2 separate regions of the Homo sapiens genome follow, and region 1 is linked to region 2. A link is a loop called in an ENCODE intact Hi-C map of the cell type or tissue named here. Cell type or tissue: HepG2. All regions are shown on one strand. Region 1 overlaps FAM193A (family with sequence similarity 193 member A). Region 2 overlaps FAM193A (family with sequence similarity 193 member A).

Region 1 (8,000 bases), 50 kb after region 2:
ACTTGGTAGGCTGAGGCAGGAGAATCACTTGAACCTGGGAGGTGGAGGTTGCACTGAGCCGAGATCGTGCCACTACACCCCAGCCTGGGTCACAGAGCAAGACTCCCTCTCAAAAAAAAAAAAAGAGTGTAGAAGTTGTACAGGAGTTGTAGTAATTAGCTGCGTGTGACACGTATTGATTGAGGGGTAGGGAGCAAAATTCACAGAATAAAAAAGTTACCATAGTGGGGTTTGAAGGGATGCCTCGCAGTTGTCTTGTAAAGGAAAGGCGGGGAGATTGGTGTTTTAGGGAAGCAAGCAGCAAGTATGAAGGCAGGAAGAGATAAAGCCACATAGTTGGTTGGGGCGGGAGTGTGGAACTGTAAGGAGTTTCAAGTGGGTGATTTTGCAAGAACACACTGACCAAGGGCCTGGTGTATCCTGCTTGATCCTTTGCTAAGGACTTGATCTTTTTAGGCAGCAGGAACAATCGAAGGGTTTAAGGCAGAGAATGTTCTGGTCATAGGTACAGTGTGAGGGGGTTTTGACAGGAGATGGAGGGCATGTGGGGAGCAGACAGCCCTGAAGGCCGGTCGGCAGGAGGTGGCAGCGTCACCAGCACGGGGCCTTTGTTGTGTCTCCTGCATTAGCCTTCATAGGGCGGTCTAATCTGGGTTGTGCTGCTGTTACCCGAGAGGATATTGCTTTTACTGTGTTTTTACCCTAAGATGACCTTTTTTCTTCATGTTTATAAGAAGTTTATCTGTAAAGTATTTTTAGTAAATCTGGGTTTTCATGTTTAATTTGGAATTTCATTTTGGAAACAAATTTCAAAACTAGAATATAAGCCTAGCAAGAAAACAAATGCTATTATGATTTAATGTCTTTTATGATACACACACACCTCCCACCCCCATGCACACAGGCCACAGTCACTGGGTGGTAGAAAATCAGTTTATTCAGAAAAGGTAAAATACATCATAGATGGTAGAACTCAGCTGTTAGTAGTGTTCCCAAAGTGTTTTCAGCAATACTGCCATCTTAGCCATATGTCCGTATTCTCCTATGCAAAAATTTCTGGGTTATCTTGGTCCCTTACATGGATATATATACACATTTTATATATTTACATATTTCATCTATGTGTTTGTAGGATTTGGGGGATGATACTAGTAAAATGTTCATTCTGGTACATATATATAATTTTTTTTTTTGAGATGGAGTATTGCTCTGTTTGCCCAGGCTGGAATGCAGTGGCGCGATATCCGCTTGCCGCAACCTCCGCCTCATGGGTTCAAGTGATTCTCCTGCCTCAGCTTGAGTAGCTGGGATTACAGATGTACGCCACCACACCCGGCTAATTTTTTGTATTTTTAGTAGACACGGGGTTTCACCACGTTGGCCAGGCTGGTCTTGAACTCCTGACCTCTTGATCTGCCTGCCTCGGCCTCACAGAGTGTTGGGATTACAGGTGTGAGCCACCGCGCCCAGCCTGCTACATTTATTTTTTAAAAATATCAATGTAACTAGATTTCTGCTTCCAAGCAAGAGGTAGTAACTAGAAGTGGATTTATCTTCCTGTCTCAAACAGTGAAACAAAGGACCAAAAAAATGTACCAAGTAGTAGTTTTCCAACATTGGCCCACAGGCAGGCAGGACAGTGATCCCTGAGAGAAGAAGAATAACCGCGGCAAGCTCCAGCCTTGCCCAGGCTTCCTGCCTGGAGAGAGTCTGAAGGCTAGGACTTGGAGAGCTACCCAGACCGAGTCTGAGGATCTCCTTGATTGAGGAGGCTGAGTTGAGACTTTGGGGAGGCCAAAGTAAATTTGCAGGGCAGAGTACCAGAGAGGAGAGAGCTGCAAAGAGGGGAAGGAAGAGCTCTGCATAGGGTTCTCCCCAAGCCCAGCTGAGGGCGCATAAGCACATGCCTGTGGGGAAGCTCTCTGCGCCTGGGCTAGCACCCTGGAAGTGAGGAGCGGGACAAACCTTGCAGCTCACACAGGGCCAGGAGCAGTGTGTGTTCCCACCAGCCATTGTGGGAAAATCTTACAACCTGCAGGACCCTGGGTGGCAGCTTAGGAGGATATTGCCTCAGTTGTGGGTAAGAGGAAAGGCGTTCTGATGCTGCCTTACAGAGCCTACAAGCCCTGAAAGGACCAGACTCTTCCCAAACAACCCTCCTATGGCCCATGACGAAGCTCAGATACTGAAGGAATGAAAAAATACCCAGCACCTGACGCTTCATACTTGTCCCTAGCTCTTCTCCTCCTCTCACACCTCACAGCTGGCTCCTTCACAGCCTTATCCACTTCCCTTCCTGCAGCCCTGGTCCAAGCTGCTGCTGTCTGGCTCCTGAACTGCAGATAGTCGTTTCTTCCCATTGTCCCATCCCATCTCTCTCTGCACGCAGCCTCAGAGTCACTCCTTGACTTCAGTGGCCCTCAGCTCTCCCCCATCTCTCCTTCTGCTCTTGTCAGCCCCATGCCAGCCACTGGGCTCCCCACAAGGTACAGCCATGTCGGCTTCGGGGGTCTCCTCAAGGAGGCCCTCACTGTCCACCGGGTTAAAGGGTACAGATCTTCTTTGCTGTTATGTTTTTCTCCTTATCACTATTTAATTAGTTAATTTTTTCATGTATTTGTCTTATTTATTGCCTTTGTCTTTGACAGTTTTCTTCACCATTGTGCCCTCAGTGCCTGGACCAGTCCCTGAGCATGTGATGGGCTCAGTAAATCCTGGATGACTGGTGAATGTACAGGAGCTGAGCTGTGCGCTCTCTGGTCATTTCTGGCTCTTAACATTATGATTTTAGGCTTGGGGACCTTTGGGCCTGTAGAGCCCAGCATCTCATTCTGTAATTAAAAGGGCAAGCCAGAAAGGTCTGATGGGTATGGCTGTTCTGCCAGTGATGGGAGCTGTTTTCTAAGACCTGAGGAAAAGAGATGGCTTTATATTGGGGTAAATCAGTGTGCCTTTTTTTTTTTTTAATTGTCGTCATTTAGGCTTTTGGGATTTGTTGGTATGGAAAAATACATGGATTCTCATGGTACTCGGTGGTTTGAGTAGTCTGGCGTTCTCTAGGACACTGTGGGGAGGTAGGACGCAGTTGTCTGCCCCTGTGCCCCAAACATTCAGCTCAGGATGGCTGCTGAGCTGGGTTTGGGAAAACTCACAACCCTGTGGATGTAACAGGAGTCAGCAGTTTTGATCACTGGTTCATGGAAACATGTGAGAATATATATGAACATCTTTTGAGTCTTGCTGGTATTGTCATTCATTCTTTCAATCACTAATTCATTCATTTATACATTCAGCCCCTTGTTTAAATATGTGCTTCCTGCCGGTCAGCAGGAAGTCTTAAGAATGGAGCCTGGGGTCCAAATGAGAGCCCTCAGTGGCTGTTCAGGGGCCAATCCGTTATGTACAGTGGGTCCTTTTGAATACCGGTGGTGGGATGGGGAGACAGCTCGAGGCTGTGGGAAGAGCTACAGGTCTAGCCGGCCTTGGAGAAGCTTCTGGGTGGAGATGGAGACTGAAAAGCCAGAACAGCGTCAGCTGGGTCCACTCTCTTCCCACCTGGCATGTCTTGCAGCAAGGACACCCTACACGGCAGGAGAGACTAGCGGGGGTTCTCTCACCTCCACCCCACTGTGTGCCCTTTTTCTGGCTGCCTCTGGAAGGCCAGGCGAGGCTTCCCTTTGCCCTGCTCCCTGGGAGTGCCTCCCTCCAGCCTCTCCTCAGGGTTCGAAGGGGCTTCCTCCTAAGGTGCAGAGGCAGCCCTGTGTGAAGGACCCGTCTTAGGATTGGGTTGATACGGGTTAAAAATCCTGTGTCTCCCCCGACACACACACACTTGCTGGTCTTGGGACTTTAACCCCATTTCCAGTTGTGTGAGACTCAGTTTCTTTCTTTTTCTTTTCTTTTCCTTTTTTTTTTTTTTTTTTTTTTTTTTGAGACTTAGTCTTGCTCTATTGCCCAGGCTGGAATGCAGTGGCGTGATCTTGGCTCACTGCAACCTCCACCTTCCAGGTTCAAACGATTCTCCTGCGTCAGCCTCCTGAGTAGCTGGGATTACAGGTGCACACCACCACGCCCAGCTAATTTTGTGTTTTTAATAGAAACAGGGTTTCACCATGTTGGCCAGGCTGGATTTTTCTTTCTTTTTTTTTTTTGACACGGGGTCTTGCCCTCTCACCCAGGCTAGAGTGCAGTGGCACGATCACAGCTCACTACAGCCTCGACTTGCTGGGTTTTAGCAATCCTCTCACCTCAGCCTCCCTAGTAGCTGGGACTACAGGCACGCACCACTATGCCTGGCTAATAGTTGGATTTTTTGCAGAGGCGAAGTCTTGCTATGTTACTGAGGCTGGTCTCAAACCTCTGAGCTCAAATGATCATCTCACCTCTGCCTCCCCAGGTGCTGGGATCACAGGCGTAAGCCACTGTGCCCAGCCTTCAGTTTCTTTTTCTGTATTTGTGTTTTAAAGGCTAATTTTATTTTTTTTCTGATAGAGTGGGTGGTTATCTTTTGAGAGGTTTTAAGGTATAACAATCTTGCCTTTTCCTCCTACCTCTAAGGCCTCTTCCCCTTGCCCCACATTGTAGGACCTATTTGAAAATGCAGATGTTTATTTACATCAGGTGATAAGAGATGAGCTCAGCATCATTACTGCTGGGCCTGGAAGGGCGTCTGGGCCTTGGATGTGCAGCTGCCATCAGCTCCCTGTTTATCTTGAATCTGGAATTTGGACAGCCGACCTCAAAGATGGTTTGCATCTGCAGACACACTTAAGCCAGAATTGCCATCTTGAATCTGAGCCCTGGTGTGCAGATGCCTCTAGAATAGTAGTTTCAGACTTCGTTGGTGGTAACCAGTTCTGGTAAACAGTCTGAAAATTGAGGCTGACAGTTTCTAGCATGTGGTGGAAAAGTAATACAGAAGTCAAGGTGAAGGGGTTAATTTTGACAATTTTCTAACTCGTACTAAGATAAGATTTTCTTTATGGCACTATTTAAAGTATTACGAGTTTCTAGAACATTAGGTTTAGTTTTATTCAATACATTTCCTATTTTATGTTTCTGTATATAAACATACACATGCATTTTAGTTTTAGAACTATACATATATTTTAATATTCTTGGCTTTGTAGATGAGGTTTTGAAAATAGAATTTTTTTTTTCTATTCCAGACTCCTTTTAGTTTTGGCATGAATCATAGGACACCACCCTACCCTGCTGGGGATTATTGTCTTCTGTGCAGAAGTGAACGGAAAGACTCATCATTCTTAGAGAGTGGAATTAAGACTGCGAGCAAATTGGCCCTTTCCATGGCTCCCAAGGGCAACAGCGTGCTGCACCTGCCACTGTGGGTGTGCCCGGACTGCCGCAGGACCGTGGAGAAGGAGGAGAGGCATGGCGGCCTTGACCAGCCAGTGGTGAGTGGCTGCCAGCACAGGCAGCGCAGGGCGTTGGCTCCCCCCGCCCAGGTTATGGGGTAACTGGCAGTGAAAGAAATGGATTTGCTTTTGCTTCAGGGGGCACTCCCTCCTGCACCACCTTCTAGTCTGTGTCTCCTGGTACGTTCCTCCTGGTCTTCCCTGGCCACACTGCAGTAGGTGGCAGGACACCTGCCCTCCTTGTCTGGGCACAATTCAGTCATCAAGCTATGTGACCCTGAAGGGTGATTTTTGGCTTTGAGCTTAGTATTTCTTTGGTGGTACAGTTTCTTGAAAAGGGAGTACAATTTTCATGTGTTTAGTTCTCAACAATTCGACATGCAGGTAATTCTTTACGCGATGCTCTTAAGCCTCACCTTCCCTTTTACTTATTTGTGCTGCTTCAGCCTCTTCGAGGCCACAGCAGGCTTGGCTGGGAAGACCGCACCCTTACTCTTATCTTTGACCTGATGGAGTTTTGGTGGGCCCTTGTTCCGGGCAGGCTTTCACATGTACTGTTTGGGTTCTGGAAGGAGTTGGCTTTTGCAACTATTTGAGACCCCACATTCTAGGCCTCTTCTGTGCCCTTTGATTTCTGCTTGAAAGCGGCTAATTATTTTCTGAGCTCTTCTCTTCCTTCTGATACCTTGCTATGTGCAGCCAGGAAACGTGTGCATTCCCTGCTCCTCTGTTTTCTCCTGCAGAACTGCCTTGGGGGAGTCCTGGTGACAATCTGAAGAGCGCATCCCCACTGCCTGGTGTGGGTTTCCATCTTTACTGGCCTTGGAGGCAAGCCCCATCTCCAGGGCCAGTTTCTATCCTTGGGGTCTCATTGTCAGAATTACTTTCTCACTCGGCCCCTCCCGCATGTCCCGCTTTCCTGCTGTAATTCTCTTCCTAGCACTTATTTCTAACATACTATGTATTTTACTTACTCATTTGGTTTGCTTTCTTCTTCATTAGAATATAAACTCTACAAAGACAGCTATTTTTATGGTTTTCTTTGTGTGGTTTTTTTGTTTGTTTTTTTACCAATACCATTTTCTTTGCTTTTTGTGGTGGTTGGTTTGTTTTCTCATTAAACTTTATCAGCTCTTCTTCCGACTCCAGCCCTGCTCTTGTATTTTAGCCTGCCTCTGCCCTTGGGAACAGGCTTCTGCTGTTTGCCCTGGTCCAGAGGCCAGCGGAAGTGCCTATGGTTCCCTGCAGTGCGTCTTGCCTGCGTTGGAGGAGGATCTCATTTCCCAGCCCCCGGCTTGTCTTGGTAATGGATAGTTTGTCAGATGAGCCATTCTCTCCTCACCAGAAACAGTGACCTTGGGAACAGCAGAGGTGTAGTGTTGGCCTGTGTTTGTGGATTCGGACCAGCTGTTGCTTTGTAGGTCAGCCTCTTTGTTGGAGCTGGCCTTTAAAAAAATAACATGATTTACCTTCCATTAAGATTCACTCTTTTTTTACTTAAAAAATGTTCACTACCACAGCTAAGCTACAGAACATTTGCATCACCCCATAAAATCCCCTTGTTCCCCTTGGTAGTCACTTCCCTTCCCCCGTCCTAGCCTCTGGTAACCACTCACCTGAATTTTTTTTTTTGAGACAGAGTCTCGCTCTGTCACCCAGGCTGGAGTGCAGTGGCACAATCTTGGCTCACTGCAACCTCCGCCTCCCGGGTTCAAGCAATTCTTCTGCCTCAGCCTCCCCAGTAGCTGGGACTACAGGCACGCGCCACCATGCCCAGCTAATTTTTGTATTTTTGGTAGAGATGGGGTTTCACCATGTTGGCCATTATGGTCTCGATCGTGATCCGCCCGCCTCTGCCTTCCATAGTGCTGGGATTATAGGCATGAGCCACCGCGCCTGGCCTGACCTGATTTTTGTTCCTACAGTTTTGCTTTTTCCAGAGTGTCACATATACTTCTGTAACTTGCATAATGCTTTTGAGAGTTACCCAAAATGTTGCATGCATCCGTAGTTTCTCTTTTTTATTGAGTAATTTTACAGATAAACCAATTTATGCATTCACCAATTAATTGATGGATGTTTGTGTTGTTCCCACGTTTGGGCTATTTTGAAAAAAGCTGCTATGAACATTATTTTTCTTCTGTGGACATCCTTTTTATGTGTTGCTGGATTGATTTGCTAAAGTTATGTTAATGATTTTTGCATCTGTGCTCATGAAGGCTGTCTGTAGGCCTCTTGTCTTACAGTGGCCTTCGGGGTCTCATAAAATGAGTTAGAATGTGTTCCTGTTTCTTCTCCTTTCTGGAAGACTGTGTTAGAATTGGTATTATCATCTCTTCCTTAAACGTTATTGGTTCTTGCTTTCTGTTTCTCTTGTTCTGTTTGGTCAAATGCCAGACAGTGTGCAGAGAGCATCAGGCTGAGGTTGTTTCCTGTGTCCTGTTGTGCACCTGGGAGGCCAGGTCAGTGCATTTGGCCTCAGCTGGGCTGTCTCTAGCACTGTGCGTGCTCGTGTGGGCCTGTAGAGGGGAGTCTCTCTCTACTTCCTCCTTGGCAAGGTCTCCGATGGTGGCATCTTCTCAGTTCCCCCCTCTAGCCTGACTCTTGGGCAGCTCTGTGCTCACG
Region 2 (8,000 bases):
ACAAACCCCAAAAAATTAGCCAGGCGTGGTGGCGGGCGCCCTGTAGTCCCAGCTACTCCGGAGGCTGAGGCAGGAGAATGGCATGAACCCAGGAGGCTGAGCTTGCAGTGAGCCGAGATGGCGCCACTGCACTCCAGCCTGGGTGACAGAGTGAGACTCCGTCTCAAAAAAACAAACGAACAAAAACGAAAAAACAGGCCGAGTGCGGTGGCTCACACCTGTAATCCCAGCACTTTGGGAGGCTGAGGCAGGTGGATCACCTGAGGTTAGGAGTTCCAGACCAGCCTGGCCAATGTGATGAAACCCCATCTCTACTAAAAATACAAAGAATAGCCGGGAATAGTGGTGGATGCCTGTAATCCCAGCTACTCCGGACGCTGAGGCTGGAGAATCACTTGAACCTGGGAGACGGAGGTTGCAGTGAGCCCAGATCACATCACTACACTCTAGCCTGGGCGACAGTGCAAGACTGTGTCTCAAAATCCGTCTCAAAAAAAAAAAAAAAAGGGCAGGCGCAGTGGCTGACACCTATAATCCTAGCACTTTGGGAAGCCGAGGCAGGAGGATCAGCTGAGGTCAGGAGTTTGAGACCAGCCTGAGAAACATGGAGAAACCCTGTCTCTACTAAAAATACAAAATTAACTGGGTGTGGTGGCGCATGCCTGTAATCCTAGCTACTCAGGAGGCTGAGGCAGGAGAATCGCTTGAACCTGGGAGGTGGAGATTGTCATGCCAGCTACTCTGGAGGCTGAGGCAGGAGAATTGCTTGAACCTGGGAGGTGGAGATTGTCATGAGCTGAGATTGTGCCATTGCACTCCAGCCTGGGCAACAAAAGCGAAACTCTGTCTCAAAAAATAACAAAAAACAAACAAAATATTTTAATACTTTTCTGATCTTTTCTGTTCCATGTAATCTCATTAATAAAATCTGGGTTATAGTCCACAGAATTAGTTCATTGTGTACTTTTTTTTTTTTTTTTTTGAGACAGAGTCTCGCTCTGTCACCAGGCTGGAGAGCAGTGGCGTGATCTTGACTCACTGCAACCTCCACCTCCTGGGTTCAAGCGATTCTCCTGCCTCAGCCTCCTGAGTAGCTGGGACTACAGGCGCGTGCCACCACGCCCAGCTAATTTTTGTATTTTTAGTAGAGACAGGGTTTCACCATGTTGGCTAGGATGGTTTCTCTTTCTTGACCTTGTAATCCACCCACCTTGGCCTCCCAAAGTGCTGGGATTACGGGTGTGACCCACTGCAGCCTCTCTATTGTGTACTATTGAGTTGTGTGCTGCACCTTGACAGTTGCTTTTACTGTATTTTAAGCTTTTAAAATATGCCACCATCTTTTATGGTATTTTATTTTATTTTTGAGACAGAGTCTTGCTCTGTCGCCCAGGCTGGAGTGCAGTGGCGCCATCTCGGCTCACTGCAACTTCTGCCTCCTGAGTTCAAGTGATTCCTCCTGAGTTCAAGTGATTCTCCTGCCTCAGCCTCCCGAGTAGCTGAGACTACAGGAGTGCACCACCACACCTGGCAAATTTTTTTTTTTTTTTCAAGACAGAGTCTCACTGCGTCACCCCAGCTGGCGTACAGTGGGGTGATCTTAGCTCACTGCAACCTCCGCCTCCTGGGTTCAAGTGATTCTTTTGCCTCAGCCTCCTGAGTAGCTGGGATTACAGGCATGTGCCACCACACTTGGGTAATTTTTGTATTTTTAGTAGAGACGGGGCTTCACCATGTTGGTCTAGAACTCCTGACCTTGTGATCCACATGCCTTGGCCTCCCAAAGTGCTGGGATTACAGGCGTGAGCAACCACGCCCGGCCATTTTTTGTATTTTTAGTAGAGACGGGGTTTCACCTTGTTGGCCAAGCTGGTCTCGAACTCCTGACCTCAAGTGATCTATCTACCTGCCTGGGCCTCCAAAAGTGCTGGAATTACAGGCGTGAGCCACTGCACCTGGCCGATATTTTAAGCTTTTAAAGCTGTCTTTAGTTTTTAAGTTTCTTTGTAAGTATTTTAATAATTGTTCATTAAAGAAACTCTTTATGGTAACTGGGGTAAAATATTCTTGACACAGATCACAGAAAGTCTTAATGTAATTCTGAAGCCTCTGAATTGTTTCCCCACAGATGGTGAGCTTTTTGGAGTACCTTGTATGGTGCAAAATGGCACCCAAAACAGTATCAACCAGAAACAGTGAGTGGTTTCTGGCCCTATGGTTCCCAGGGAGGCTTTCTGAGTCCTGGCAAGCAGCCTCTACACTCCGTAGTCACCAGGCCAGGAGGTGGATAAGAGAGAAGGCCGAGTGGAAGGACTGTCTTGATTTTCAGGAGTGGTCACAGTCCCACTGTCCTGTGTGCGGGACACAGCACTATGTGTTATACCCAGGACCACCTTCATCGAGGTGGCTGCTGAGCCAAAGAGGGTGTTTCTGCATGTGGGTAGCTTCAACAAAGGAGGAGGACCATGGGAGAAGTAGGAAAACATAACTTAGCTTATAGGGTCTTTGACTCAAAACAGAATTCTTATACACAAAGCTTGGGGAACCACAAATTTGTTAGGCTCTGTTCCATGGGCAAGGTATCAACCTTGCGCTACCTCAGTTTTCTTTTCTTTTTTTTTTTTAAATGGAGTCTCGCTCTGTCACCCAGGCTGGAGTGCCCTGGCGCAATCTTGGCTCACTGCAACCTCCGCCTCCCGGGTTCAAGTGATTCTCCTGCCTCAGCCTCCCAGGTCGCTGGGGCTACTGGTGTGTGCCACTATGCCCAGCTTATTTTTTGTATTTTTAGTAGAGACAGGGTTTCATCATGTTAGCCAGGATGGTCTCGATCTCCTGACCTCGTGATGTACCCGCCTCGGCCTCTCAAAGTGCTAGGATTACGGTGTGAGCCACTGCATTTGGCCACTACCTTGGGTTTCTTAATGATAGGGCACCACAGGCTTGGTAGCTCATACCTATAATCCCAGCATTTAGGGAGGCCAGGGTGGGAGGATCACTTGAGTCCAGGAGTTTGAGATCAGCCTGGGTGACGTGGAGAGACCCTCCCCGCCACTGCTCTACAAAAAATTAAAATAAAAATTAGCCACCATAGGGACCGGGCATAGTGGCTCACGCCTGTAATCTTAGCACTTTGGGAGGCTGAGGTGGGCAGATCACTTGATGTCAGGAGTTTGAGACCAGCCTGGCCAACATGGAGAAACCCCATCTCTACTAAAAAATGCAAAAATTAGCCAGGCATGGTGACGAGCGCCTGTAATCTCAGCTACTCAGGAGGCTGAGACATGAGAATCGCCTGAACCCGGGGTGGGGGGTGCAGGGCTGAGGTTGCAGTGAGCAGAGATCACACCATTGCACTTCAGCCTGCACAAAAGAATGAGACATTGTCTCAAAAAAAAAAAAAAAAAAAAAAAAAACCAAAAAATTAGCCACCATACAGCGTATCCTCTGCTTTGATGGTATGATCGTTGTATAAACATGCTGGTATGATTATTATGGATCTTTGGGGTACATGAGGGTGCACTTAGAAGCCTTCCCTGTATTGTAGAAATTGCGACCACGGTGAAATTAGGTTATCATTAACTCTAGTTCATATTTGCCTAGTGACCTGAGGAAATAGGTTGAAGAAAAATGTAGAACTTCCTGTGTCTTAACTAAAATTAACAATTTTAACTTTTAAAAGTTTAAATGGTTACCATACACGCTTTAGAAATGGTGTACCTGCAGAGAGCATGTCTGTGATTCAGTATTTTTTCTATGTGTACACCTATGTAATAAATATATCAAGATAAAGAATATAGGTTGGCACAGTGGCCCATAGCCATGATCCCAGCACTTTGGAAGGCCGAGGTGGGAGAATCACTTGAGGCCAGGAGTTCAGGACCAGCTTGAGCTATGTAGTGAGACTCTGTCTCAACAAAAAACTTAATTCTAATTAGCCTGGCCAGGCGCTGTGGCTCACACCTGTAATCCCAGCACTTTGGGAGGCCGAGGTGGAAGGATCACGAGGTCAGGAGTTTGAGCCCAGCCTGGCCAACATGGTAAAACCCCATTCTCTACTAAAAATACAAAAAAATTAGCTGGGTGTGGTGGTGGGCGCCTGTAATCCTAGCTACTCGGGAGGCTGAGGCAGGAGAATTGCTTGAACCCAGGAGGCAGAGGTTGCAGTGAGCCCAGATCGGGCCACTGCACTCCAGACTGGGTGACAGAGCAAGACTCTGTCTCTGAAAGAAAAAAAGAATTAGCCTGGTGTGGTGGTGTATACCTGTAATCCCAGTTATGTAGGAGGCTCAGGCTAGAGAATTGCTTGAGCTCAGGAGTCTGAGGGTTACAGTGAGCTGTGGTTGTACCACAACAGCACTTCAACCTGGGTGACAGGGAGACCTCATCTTAAAAAAAAACAAAAAAGACTATAGATAGAACAATTTTCCGGATGTTCCCTCATCTCCTTCATGGTCGTTTCTACTACTGATCTCATCTGTATCCTTTAAAAGGATTTTGACTTTGAATTTCTTTCTTTCTTTTTTTTTTTGAGACGGAGTCTCCCTCTGTCACCCAGGCTGGAGTGCAGTGGCGTGATCTCGGCTCACTGCAACCTCTGCCTCCTGGGTTCAAGTGATTCTCCTGCCTCAGCCTCCCGAGTAGCTGGGATTACAGGCATGCGCCGCCATGCCCAGCTAATTTTCGTATTTTTAGTAGAGATGGGGTTTCACCATGTTGGCCAGGCTGGCCTTGAACTCCTGACCTCAGGTGATCTGCCAGCCTCAGCCTCCCAAAGTGCTGGGATTTCAGGCGTGAGCCACCACGCCAGGCCCTCTCTTTGAATTTCATAGAACAAGAATTTTTGTGCTAGGGCTCTTTGGCTCAACATTATATTTGAGATGCATCTGTGTTGTTGTCCTAGCAGTGGATCATTTTTTTTTTCATGGCATGTAAACTTACTGTTGTGTTAATATTCCACAATTCATCTCACCATTCTAATGGACATTTGGATTGTTTTATGGCTGCTATGAGTCAACTGATGTGTCTATTCCTTTCTGTACATGTGTTTTGGTGGACATGAGCACTCAGTTGGTCATATGGCTGGGGGTAGAATTGCTGGGTGTACTTCGATTTGACTTTAGTGGGTACTGCCTGATAGTTTTCCTAAATGGTACTGTTATATGCTAATTTTTAGAAATTAACATGTAGCAAAATTGATACTAATTAAAAAAATTTTTTGAAACAGACTCTGACTCTGTTGCCTTGGCTGGAATGCAGTGTTATGACAATGGCTCATTGTAGCCTCAGCCTGTCCTGCTCAAGCAGTGCTCCCACCTCAGCCTCCCAGGTAGCTGGGACTACAGGTGTGCACCACCATGCCTGGCTAATTAAAAAACAAAAATTTAAGGCCAGGTGCGGTGGCTCACGCCTGTTATCCCAGCACTTTGGGAGGCTGAGGCGGGCGGATTATGAGGTCAGGAGTTTGAGACCAGCCTGACCAACATGGTGAAATCGTGTCTCTACTAAAAATACAAAAATTAGCGGGGTGTGGTAGCAGGCGCCTGTAATCATAGCTACTCGGGAGGCTGAGGCAGGAGAATTGCTTGAACCCAGGAAGCAGAGGTTGCAGTGAGCCGAGATTGTGCCACTGCACTCCAGCCTGGGGGACAGAGCAAGACTCCGCCTCAAAAAAAAAAAATTTTTTTTTTTTTGTAAAGATGGGGTCCCACTGTGTTTCCCAAGCTGATCTCAAACTCCTGGGCTCAAGCAGTCCTCCTACCTTGGCCTCCCAAAGTTTTGGGATTACAGGTGTAGGCTACTGTCCCAGCCAAAATTGAATGTTTAAAATGTGCATTTTGCATTTGAATTTTAACAACTGTAGATTCATATATCTACTACCACAATCAGGATACAGAACAGTTTAATTGTTCACAAAAACTCCCTCATGTTATAGTTACACTCTCCCCAACTCCTAAAGTCTTGGCAGCCATTACTGTGTTGCTTGGTATGATTTTATCTTTTGGATAAGTCCTGTAAATGGACTCATACAGTCCATTTATGACTGTGTAGTCTTTTCAGGAAGGTTTATTTCACTCAGCATAATGACTTTGAGATTCATCCAAGTTGTTGCATGTATCAGTAGCTTGTTCTTTTTTACTGCTGTGTAGTATTCTGTTGTATAAATGTACCACAGTTTGTCCATTTTTCCATTGGTGGACATTGGGGTTGTTTTGAGGTTTTGGTGATTATAAATAGAGTTGCCATAAACATGTCTATACAGGATTTTTGTGTGAAAGTAAATTTCAATTTTCTAGGTAAATACCAAGGAGTAGGAGCTGGTCATATGGTAACATTATGTGAAACCGCTGAACTGTTATCCAGAGTGGATAATACCATTTTGCCTACTCACGCAATGTCTGAGAGTTCTGGTTGCTCTGCATCCTTGCTAGCACTTGAGATTTTCAGTGGTTTTTGTTTACACTATTATTATTAATATTTTTTTAGTAGAGATGGGGTTTTGCCATGTTGCCCAAGCTGGTCTCAAACTCCTGAGCTCAGGCAGTCTACTGGTCTGGCCTCCCGAAGTGCTAGGATTACAGGTATAAGCCCTGGCCTAAACTGTTTTTTAAAAAACCCTTTTTGTGGGCTGGGCGTGGTGGCTCACGCCTGTAATTCCAGCACGTTGGGAGGCCGAGGCAGGCGGATCACTGGAGGTCAGGAGTTTGAGACCAGCCTGGCCAAGGTGGTGAAACCCCGTCTCTACTAAAAATACAAAAAGTAGCTGGTTGCGGTGGCACACACCTGTAATTCCAGCTACTCGGGAGGTTGAGTTGAGGCAAGAGACTTGCTTGAACCTGGGAGGTGAAGGTTGCTATGAGCCAAGATCACACTACTGCACTCCAGCCTGGGCAACAAGAGCGAGATTCTTGTCTCAAAAAATAATAATAACAATAATAATAATAATTCTTTTTGTGGAAATGGGGTCTCACTATGTTGCCCAGGCTGGTGTCTATCTCCAGGGCTCCAGCGATCCTCCCACCTTGGCTTCCCAGTGTTAGGATTACAGGCGTGAGCCACCGCACCCAGCCTAAAACTAGACAGACAGTTTATAATTCCTGACCTTAGTATGTGTGTGTGTGTGTCTGTGTGTGTGTGTGTGTGTGTATGTATTTTTTTTTTTTGGAAGTGGAGTCTCACCCTTTCGCCCAGGCTGGAGTGCAGTGGCGCGATCTTGGCTCCCTGCAACGTCTGCCTCCTTGGTTCAAGCAATTCTCCTGCCTCAGCCTCCCCAGTAGCTAGGATTACAGATGTGCGTCACCACACCTGGCTAATTTTGTAGTTTCAGTAGAGATGGGATTTCACCATGTTGGCCAGGCTGGTCTCGAACTCTTGAACTTAAGTGATCTGCCCACCTTGGCCTCCCAAAGTGCTGGGGTTGCAGGCGTGAGCCACTGAGCCTGGCCTCTTAATATTTTAATAAATAGGTCTGTAGTGGTATCATAGTTTTAATTTGCATCTCCCTGGTGCCTAATAATATTAAACATGTTTCCTGTGTTTATTTGCCATTCCTGTATCCTCTTGGGAGCAGTGTTTTATCAAGACTTTGCCTATTTTTTTTTTTTTTTTTTGAGACAAAGTCTTGCTCTTGTCCCCAGGCTGGAGTGCAGTGGCACGATCTCGGCTCACTGCTACCTCTGCCTCCTGGGTTCAAGTGATTCTCCTGCCTCAGCCTCCCGAGTAGCTGGGATTACAGGCGCCTTCCACCATGCCTGACTAATTTGGTATTTTTAGTAGAGATGGGGCTTCACCATGTTGGCCAGACTGGTCTTGAACTCCTGACCTCAGATTATCCGCCCGCCTCGGCCTCCCAAAGTACTGGGATTTCAGGGGTGAGCCACCATGCCCGGCCTACTTTGCCTATTTTTTGAAAGTTCTCCATGATTCTGAATTCAAATCCTTTGTCATATATAATTTGCCAACATTTTCTTCAACTGTGTAGCTTATCTTTTTGTTGAGACAGT

The links. A loop is a pair of places that touch in the nucleus more often than their neighbours do. Peaks named below come from ENCODE experiments on the same cell type or tissue, not always from the same donor. Only the 100,000 strongest peaks of a DNase experiment are listed, where the experiment ranks them.
Region 1: a loop joins it to region 2, with 2.3 times the contacts of the local background. A loop is called at or near these places in 7 of 110 quality-filtered maps.

What each region holds. Positions count from the first base shown.
Region 1 is chr4:2,590,916-2,598,915 of GRCh38, forward strand. FAM193A (family with sequence similarity 193 member A) reads left to right here. Exons shown (of 21, transcript NM_001366318.2): 2 at 5,169-5,414. Among named protein-coding and RNA genes, the nearest start is that of FAM193A, 58 kb to the left of the region's middle. RefSeq lists enhancers at 4,835-5,787, 5,788-6,739, 6,740-7,692. In HepG2, no CTCF peak of the experiment used is centred here; no DNase peak of the experiment used is centred here.
Region 2 is chr4:2,540,483-2,548,482 of GRCh38, forward strand. All of the region lies in intron 1 of FAM193A (family with sequence similarity 193 member A), which reads left to right. Among named protein-coding and RNA genes, the nearest start is that of FAM193A, 7.8 kb to the left of the region's middle. In HepG2, no CTCF peak of the experiment used is centred here; a DNase peak (open chromatin) is centred at 3,439.